2 separate regions of the Homo sapiens genome follow, and region 1 is linked to region 2. A link is an interaction called in ENCODE POLR2A ChIA-PET data of the cell type or tissue named here. Cell type or tissue: B cell. All regions are shown on one strand. Region 1 overlaps KNL1 (kinetochore scaffold 1). Region 2 has its middle 38 kb from the start of CCDC32.

Region 1 (4,000 bases), 120 kb before region 2:
ATGAGTAGCATGTTTATCCATTATTTGCAGAGCAAAATTTTTATTTAATGTAATTCAACAAAGGGCAACGTTCACTAATTCCATTTTTATTTTATTCTTTACAAAATAAAATAAAATTCTGCTATCAATAAAGTGACTGTTCTAAGACTTTCAGCAGTGCTCTCATCATGCCAATAGTTATCAGTATAGTAAAATAAAGATTTGAATCTTTAGTGAGTGTAGCCATTCATTTTTCTGTAAAAGAATTATCTCACTTTGGCTCCTTACCAACTGACTCTTCAAAGGTGATGGTGAGTTGTATCGTGTCATAAACAAAGGTGAATACAGCTTGATCATCACTCCACTCAACGACATCCCACTCAGACAAGCTGTAGAGAGATAAACAAGATTTTTAAAAAGCGTTTTTAAAATTAACATAAAAGAGAACTTCTGATACCACCCAAACAGTACCAACAGCAGCTGCTAATGTTTTTCCACTGGACTGGGAGAAAATATTTCAATTCATATATTGTGGATGTACAAACTTAAGCTTTTGAAATAACTAAGAACCCAATCTTGAGTTGTATATCAGAGAAACACCAAGTCTACGCAATGAAAAGTATAAAATATGGAAAAATTATAATTCCATAGTTCTTCTACTCTATTTCCAGCTTACTGTTGAGTACACTGACTCTTTTTGAAACAGCACTGTATAGGTTAAAAACAGCAACACATTAAAAATACATCAATTGCTCCAATCGGTTTAAACAACCACAAGGTACAGAATAAAACACAAACAAATGATGCCTGCATTTCCTTACCTCAACTGATCCAGTAGCTCTTCAGTTCTATTTCTTTGTTTTTGCATAAAGTCTATTTGAGCAAGGGTCTGCTCTTTTTGTACCTCCAGTTCTAAGAGATTTCTGCAAATAAAAGCAGGTATTCAGAGAGATAAGGTTTTTGTTAGAGAATTCACTCTATCAATATAAAAGGTTTATGATAAGAAGTCACATGCTACATGACTCCCCATTGAGGTAATAATGTTAGGTGTATGGCATCCATTTCTGCATTCTTAGTTTAGTTTTTTTTTTTTTTTTTATATAAGCATTAATCTAGAAGTGGGTCTACCTGGGAAAGGCATAAATCATTGTTTTTCAAATTAGGATCCATGAAGATATCCTTGGGATTCACATGTTAAGATAACTTTTAAATACTACATTTTTATTTTTGATAAAAAGCAAAAATATAAAAATATAAGCATAATGTAGATCATAAGATATACTTTAAAACTGAGACATGTCACAGTTTTTTTTTTTTTGCCTGTATTTGGTTTCGTTTAGTTGTTAGAGCTAAACAGAACATATCTTTGTTAATCATTTTGCTAGCATCAATTTAATTTCAGCCAAACACTATCACCTGTCAAATTAATGTTGTCAACTAGAATTTTAGTGGCTTTGTCATTATTTCTATTTACTTTCTTTTACACTTACAGTTGAATAAGATTCATAGGCCTAAGAAATATATACTTCATTTTATACTTGTTTATATTTACATTTATTAAACAAAAAGGATACTGGTAGTATTCAAGCTTGAGAAACACTGTTGTGGATAAATGCCCTGTAAACAATAAGTGCTTCAAAACTACTGTTGACTAAGATGGACTCTAGGTTTCCATTCAAAGTGGAGAAGCCCTGAGTCAGCCTCAATCAAGACTCATGTCCCCAAATCCTGTCAGTCTCTGGAGGCAGGAAGTCATCTAGCCTTCTGTGATTTAGCATTATATTTTCTAACACTTGGATTGAAGGCTGACCTTTGAAGCTCCTCTTCTTCAGTTTTCAGCTGTTCCAATTCTTTGGAAACAGAAAAAAAAAAAAAACAGAACAAACATATTAGAATGTTGCCACAAAAATCTGTTTTATTGAAAATTCTGACTTAATCTCACCAAAGTATATAAACAAACTCAGAACAGAAGGGCTTCCCCCACACCCATTTATCTCCTTAACTAATTCAATTACCTTTTTCTGCAGCTCTCATTTCAGAATCCCATTCTTCCACAGGATTGTTTTTCTCTTCATCCTCCAAATTCTTAGTTTCTAAAGTAGACAGTATTTGTTAGAATAATTCAGTGAAAAATAGTAAAAAAAGAAAACAAAGTAAGGAAAAAAAGAATAATTCAATCAAAAACAATTTATTAAACGACAGATTGTTTCTTTGGTAGTAGGAAGTTCAGAAGTTCTAGTCTGATGGTTTCTATTTTTTTTTTTTTTTCTGTGAAAGAGAAAGTAAGGTAGTCAACAAAGGGGTGAACTTTAGACTATGGAATTCATGTACTCATGGTCAATTCAGTGCAAAAAACATGTACTAGGCACTTACTCTGTATGAAATATAGTCCTAGGGACTCTGAAGGAGATGGAGAAAAAGAAGAGCTGATTCCTGCCTCCACAGAGCTTATAATTTAATCAGGAAGATAAACTATACAAAATAACTATAATACAAGTAGATGTGATGGGTAATATAAGAAGTACTAACAAAAGAGCCATGAGAGCTCAAGGAAAAGAGACTACTTTCTTTGGTGAAAAACAGAAAGAGAACGTAGTATGTAGTAGCAAAGACCAAAGTAGAAATGATCAGGCTAGTGGCATGTGCCTATAGTCCCAACTACTCAGGAGGCTGAGGAAGGAGGATTCCTTGAGCCCAGGAGTTTGAAGCTGCAGTGAGCTATGATCATGCCACTGCACCCCAGCCTGGGCAACAGAGTGAGACTCTGCCTCTCTTTTTTTTTTTTTAAATAAAAGAAAAAGGCAGGCGTAGTGGCTGATGCCTGTAATCCTAGCACTTTGGGAGGCTGAGATGGGCAGATCACTTGAGGCCAGGAGTTGAGACCAGCCTGGCCAAGATGGTGAAACACCATCTCTACTAAAAATACAAAAATTAGCTGGGGGTGGTGGTGCATGCCTGTAATCCCAGCTACTTGGGAGGCTGAGGCACAAGAATTGCTTGAATCCAGGAGGCAGAGGTTGCAGTGAGCAGAGATCATGCCACTGCACTCCAGCCTGGGTGACAGAGAGAGATTCTGTCTCAAAAAAGTGGCAGAACTGCATAAAAATAGCAATGTTTGGTTAGAATTTAAGAGGTGTATGGGAGTAGTAACAAATCATGTAAATCTGAAAACAACTGTAGAAGATATGAAATGTCAAGCTCAGAAGTTTGGACTTTTTTTTTTTCTTTAAGCCAACCACAGAGAAAGTTAAGTTTGGGCCAGGCGCAGTGGCTCACACCCGTAATCCCAGCACTTTGGGAGGCCGAGGCGGGCGGATCACCTGAGGTCGGGAGTTCGAGATCAGCCTGACCAACATGGAGAAACCCCGTCTCTACTAAAAATACAAAAAAAAAAAAATTAGCAGGGCCTGGTGGTGCATGCCTGTAATCCCAGCTACTCGGGAAGCTCAGGCAGGAAAATCGCTTGAATCTGGGAGGCGGAGGTTGCAGTGAGCAGAGATTGTGCCATTGACTCCAGCCTGGGTAACGACAGTGAAATACCATCTCAAAAAAAAAAAAAAAAAAGAAAGTTAAGTTTGGACTTTATAATAAATGGAAAGACAGAAGTTTTTCAGAGGAGTAACATTAATGAAAACTGTCTTTCATAATTATTAATCTGGCAGCAATGTGCAGGTTGGAATGGAAGAAGGTGGAATAATGGTAAGAATGTATAAAGATTAGTTAGAAGACTGAAATAGCACAGTTCAGAATTAAGGTGAGCCTTAATAGGAAAGGAAAATAAACACATGAGATGCTGAAGCTGCCGATGACAGGACTTGTTAAGAGAGCCTCAAAGACAATGAAAGTATTGAGCTTTTACAATGTATAAGAATTGTGACTGCTATACATAAAGATGAGAAACATCATAAGAGAGAACAAGTTTTTGAATTTTATTTTTGAGCTCGGAGAATATATTTAAATTTATTTATTTAGTTTGCTCTGTTGCACAGGCTGGAGTGCAGTGGTGTGATCTTGCCTCACT
Region 2 (4,000 bases):
GGGCCCTGGACTCTTTGCAGCCTCTACCTCATGCCCAACCAGGACAAGCCTTGAGCACAGGCAAAACAGATTCCACAGTCTGCATCCCATGGCAAAGAATTTCATGTCATTCCCTCCTCCACTCCTCCCTTGGTCTGGCCTTGCCTTGAGACCCAGTCCTGGCTCCACGCAAGCTCCAGGGTTAATGATGGCCTTGCCTCTGCTACTCTTCCCTTCACTCTCAGACTCCCCCACCCCCTGGGCTGTTACTTCTTAACTTTTTGATTTAGAGAAGTTAGTCTCTCTGGGCCTGTTTCCTCATCTGAAAAAATGAGATAATGACATTTACCTTAGAGGGTGGTGGTGAGGGAGAAAGAAGACCAAGTGTGTGAACGTACATGACTGACCGTGCAAGTGTTAGCCAAATCCGAATCTTCCCCATGAGAGCGGCCAGAGCTTCGCCTCTCTCAGTTTACACTTTAGAAGTGCCCTGTGCTGAAGGTTGTAAACTGCTCAGTCAGTATCGACCGCTGAGGCTGATTTCTGTTGAAAAGATTATTGCCCATTTTTATCTATCAAATTGACAAAATTACTGAAGATAGGCCACAGGGAGTAGGGGAAAGGGCCTTCTTGTACACTAGTAGTAGCGGAATGAATGGGTACAATCTTGATACCTGGTATCTTAGTCTGTTTTCTGTTGCTTATAACAGAATATCTAAAACTGAGCAATTTATAAAGAAAAGAAGTGTATTTCTTACTCTTATGGAGGCTGAGAAGTCCAAGGTCAAGGGGCTGTATCTGGTGAGAGCCTTCTTGCTGGTGGGAACTCTCTTCAGCGTCCCAAGGCAGAGCACAGCACCACATGGTGAGGGGGCTGAACGTGCTAATGTGCTAGCTCAGGTCTCTCTTCCTCTTCTTATAAAGCCACCAGCTCCCCTCCCACAGTAACCCATTAATCCACGAATTTATGAATGAAAGAACCCATCTGTGAGAAAGCAGAGCCCTCATTATCCAATCACCTCTTAAAGACCCCACTTCCCAATACTGCCACACTGGGAATTAAGTTTCAACAAGAGTTTTGGAGGGTACAAATATTCAAACCATAGCACCTATGTACAACAATTAAGAACATTCGGTGGGGTGCGGTGGCTCTCGCCTGTAATCCCAGCACCTTGGGAGGCCGAGGCAGGTGGATCGCTTGAGATCAGGAGTTCGAGATCAGCCTGGGCAACATGGTGAAACCCTATCTCTACTAAAAATACAAAAATTAGATAGGCATGGTGGCCCACATCTGTAGTCCCAGCTACTCGGAAGGCTGAGGCAGGAGAAATGCTTGAACCCGGGAGGCAGAGGTTGCAGTGAGCTGAGATCGTGCCACTGCACTCTAGCCTAGGTGACAGAGTGAGACAGTGTTACAAAAAAAAAAAGCAGTTCGAGACCAGCCTAGGCAACACAGTGAAAGCCTGTCTCTACTAAAAATACAAAAATCGGCCCAGCATGGTGGCCTGCACCTATAATCCCAGCTACTTGGAAGGCTGAGACGGGAGGATCATTTGAACCTGGGAGGCAGAGGTTGCAGTGAGCTGAGATCACATAACTGTACTCCTGTATCGGTGTACTGCTGCTCTGGCAAGACCCTGTCTCAAAAAAGAAAGTAAAATAAAAAATTCAGTATATTTACTTTATTATTATTATTTTTATGAGTCAGAGTCTCGCTTTATCACCCAGGCTGGAGTGCAGTGACGCTCACTGCAACCTCCACCTCCCAGGTTCAAGCGATTCTCCTGCCTCAGCATCCTGAGAAGCCAAGACTACAGGCACATGCCACCATGCCCAGCTAATTTTTGTATCTTTAGTAGAGATGGGTTTTTGCCATGTTAGCCAGGCTGGTCTTGAACTCCTGACCTTAGGTGATCTGCCCGCCTCGGCCTCCGAAAATGCTGGGATTACAGGTGTGAGCCACTGCGCCCAGCCAGCACATTTGTTCTAATTAAGCAGTTTCCCTTATAGGAGTCTATTAGAAATATTTACAAATGTGTACAAGGTCATATGACAAAGGCATTCACTGCAGCATTACTTGTAATGGAAAAGTATATGGAGACAATCTGAATGTCTAAAATTAGTTAAATTCTGGAGTTGTGAAACTGCCTTGCTATGGACTACCATGTGACTGTCAATAATAATGATGGAGATCATTATGTACTGATGTGGAAAGATTTTATGCTTTTAAGAAAAAACAGCAAGTTACAGTATTATTTTCAGTTATATAAAACAGTACCTGGCATACAGTAGCTAATCAATAAATATTTATTGAGCTGAAAGAGCATGAGCCCAGCCTGTTAAAAACAAATGACCCCCCAACACACACTTACAAACAAGCCCACATATTTTCATGAAAAAAAATGTTCTGGAAGGACAGTAACCACTGTCAATTGTGTTTATCCCTAGTGCATGAGCAGCTTTAACTTTCTCTGGCTCTGGTCTACACAGCCCACATTGTGTGAGGTGAGGCCGCAGTGGGCCCACACAGGCACCAGGCAGTTCACAGGTGTTGTTGCAGAGGTCTTTCGTCTGCACTCTCAGTGGGAAAGAACAGTAAAGCCCAACCACCCCAGCCACCATCCACGGTGACTTGCAGGTCATGGAGAGAAAAAAAAAAAAGGCCAAGGACAAAGATATGTAATTATTGACACTATTTTATTTATACCTAAGGAGAGACACCAAAGTATGAGCATCCAAGGGCCAGGGCATTGGGTGGACCAGACATTATGGGTGGGTGGCTTCTAAGGCTTGGAGAACCCAGGCCAGAGGCCACCCAGTATTCCCTGAGCACCTGTGGCTGAATCCTGAATGTCCTGGGTCTCTGCACTCAAAGCTTAAGGGAGAAACAAGGGGTGTCAGGCAGGGTCAGCTCTGAGGAGCAGGCGAGGTCCCAGTGGCCTGCCAGGGTGAGGTCAAAGGAGCTGAGGTCTGGGTAAGAGGACACTTCAGGTCAGTTACAGTGGCCTGAGAAGGACTGGTAGGCCTCCCTGAGGTCTTGGAAATAAGTCTAAAAGAGTGTGGCTTTAGAATATTTAGAAGGACTTTTTCAGAATTTAGGAGACATAACATAGTTTGGGGAGACTTTAGAGGAAGAGTGCTCAGCCATACATGGTGGCTCATGCCTGTAATCCCACCACTTTGGGAGGCTGAGGCGGGCGGATTACCTAAGGTCAGGAGTTTGAGACTAGCCTGGCCAACATAGTGAAACCCTGTCTCTACTAAAAATACAAAAATTGGCCGGGCGCAGTGGCTCACGCCTGTAATCCCACCAATTTGGGAGTCGAAGGTAAGTGGATCACGAGGTCAGGAGTTCGAGACCAGCCCGGCCAAGATGGTAAAACCCCATCTCAACTAAAAATACAACAAAATTAGCCAAGCACAGTGGCAGGCGCCTGTAATCCGAGCTACTCTGGAGGCTGAGGCAGAATTGCTTGAACCCGGGTGGCAGAGGTTGCGGTGAGTTGAGATTGTGCCACTGCACTCCAGCCTGGGCGACAGAGTGAGACTCCATCTCAAAAAAAAAAAAGAACAGCTTGGCTGGGCATGGTGACTCATGCCTGTAATCCCAGCACTTTGGGAAGCTGAGTGAGGGGAATGCTTGAGCCCCAGGAGTTGGGAGACCAGCCTGGGCAACATAGCGAGACTCTGCCTCTACAAAAAATTAAAAAATTAGCTGGGCATAGTGGCATAGGCCTGTAATCATAGCTACACAGGAGGCTGAGGCAGGAGGATTGCTTGACCCCAGGAGGTCGAGGCTGTAGAAAACCTGAGCAACAGAACAAGACCCAGTCTCCAAAAAAAAAAAAAAAAAAAAAAAAAAAAAGAAAGAAAAAGAACAGCTTGATGAATTTTTCCAAAGGTATACACACATGTAACCACCACCCCAATGAAGACAGAGCCTTTCCATCATTCCAGAAAGTTCTCTCATGCCTCTTTGCAGCCAATTGCCCCAACCCCCATAAGCCCCAGGCAACCACTG

Evidence for each region. Peaks named below come from ENCODE experiments on the same cell type or tissue, not always from the same donor. Only the 100,000 strongest peaks of a DNase experiment are listed, where the experiment ranks them.
Region 1: POLR2A ChIA-PET joins it to region 2 with 6 read pairs; 3 of 35 experiments call an interaction of 5 or more read pairs at or near these places.

The regions. Positions count from the first base shown.
Region 1 is chr15:40,648,373-40,652,372 of GRCh38, reverse strand. KNL1 (kinetochore scaffold 1) reads right to left here. Exons shown (of 26, transcript NM_144508.5): 18 at 1,995-2,072; 19 at 1,790-1,829; 20 at 801-902; 21 at 268-368. Among named protein-coding and RNA genes, the nearest start is that of RAD51-AS1, 45 kb to the left of the region's middle. In B cell, no CTCF peak of the experiment used is centred here; a DNase peak (open chromatin) is centred at 2,342; H3K4me3 peaks cover 707 bases; H3K27ac peaks cover 974 bases.
Region 2 is chr15:40,524,584-40,528,583 of GRCh38, reverse strand. It overlaps a transcript of CCDC32 not described here. Among named protein-coding and RNA genes, the nearest start is that of CCDC32, 38 kb to the left of the region's middle. In B cell, no CTCF peak of the experiment used is centred here; no DNase peak of the experiment used is centred here.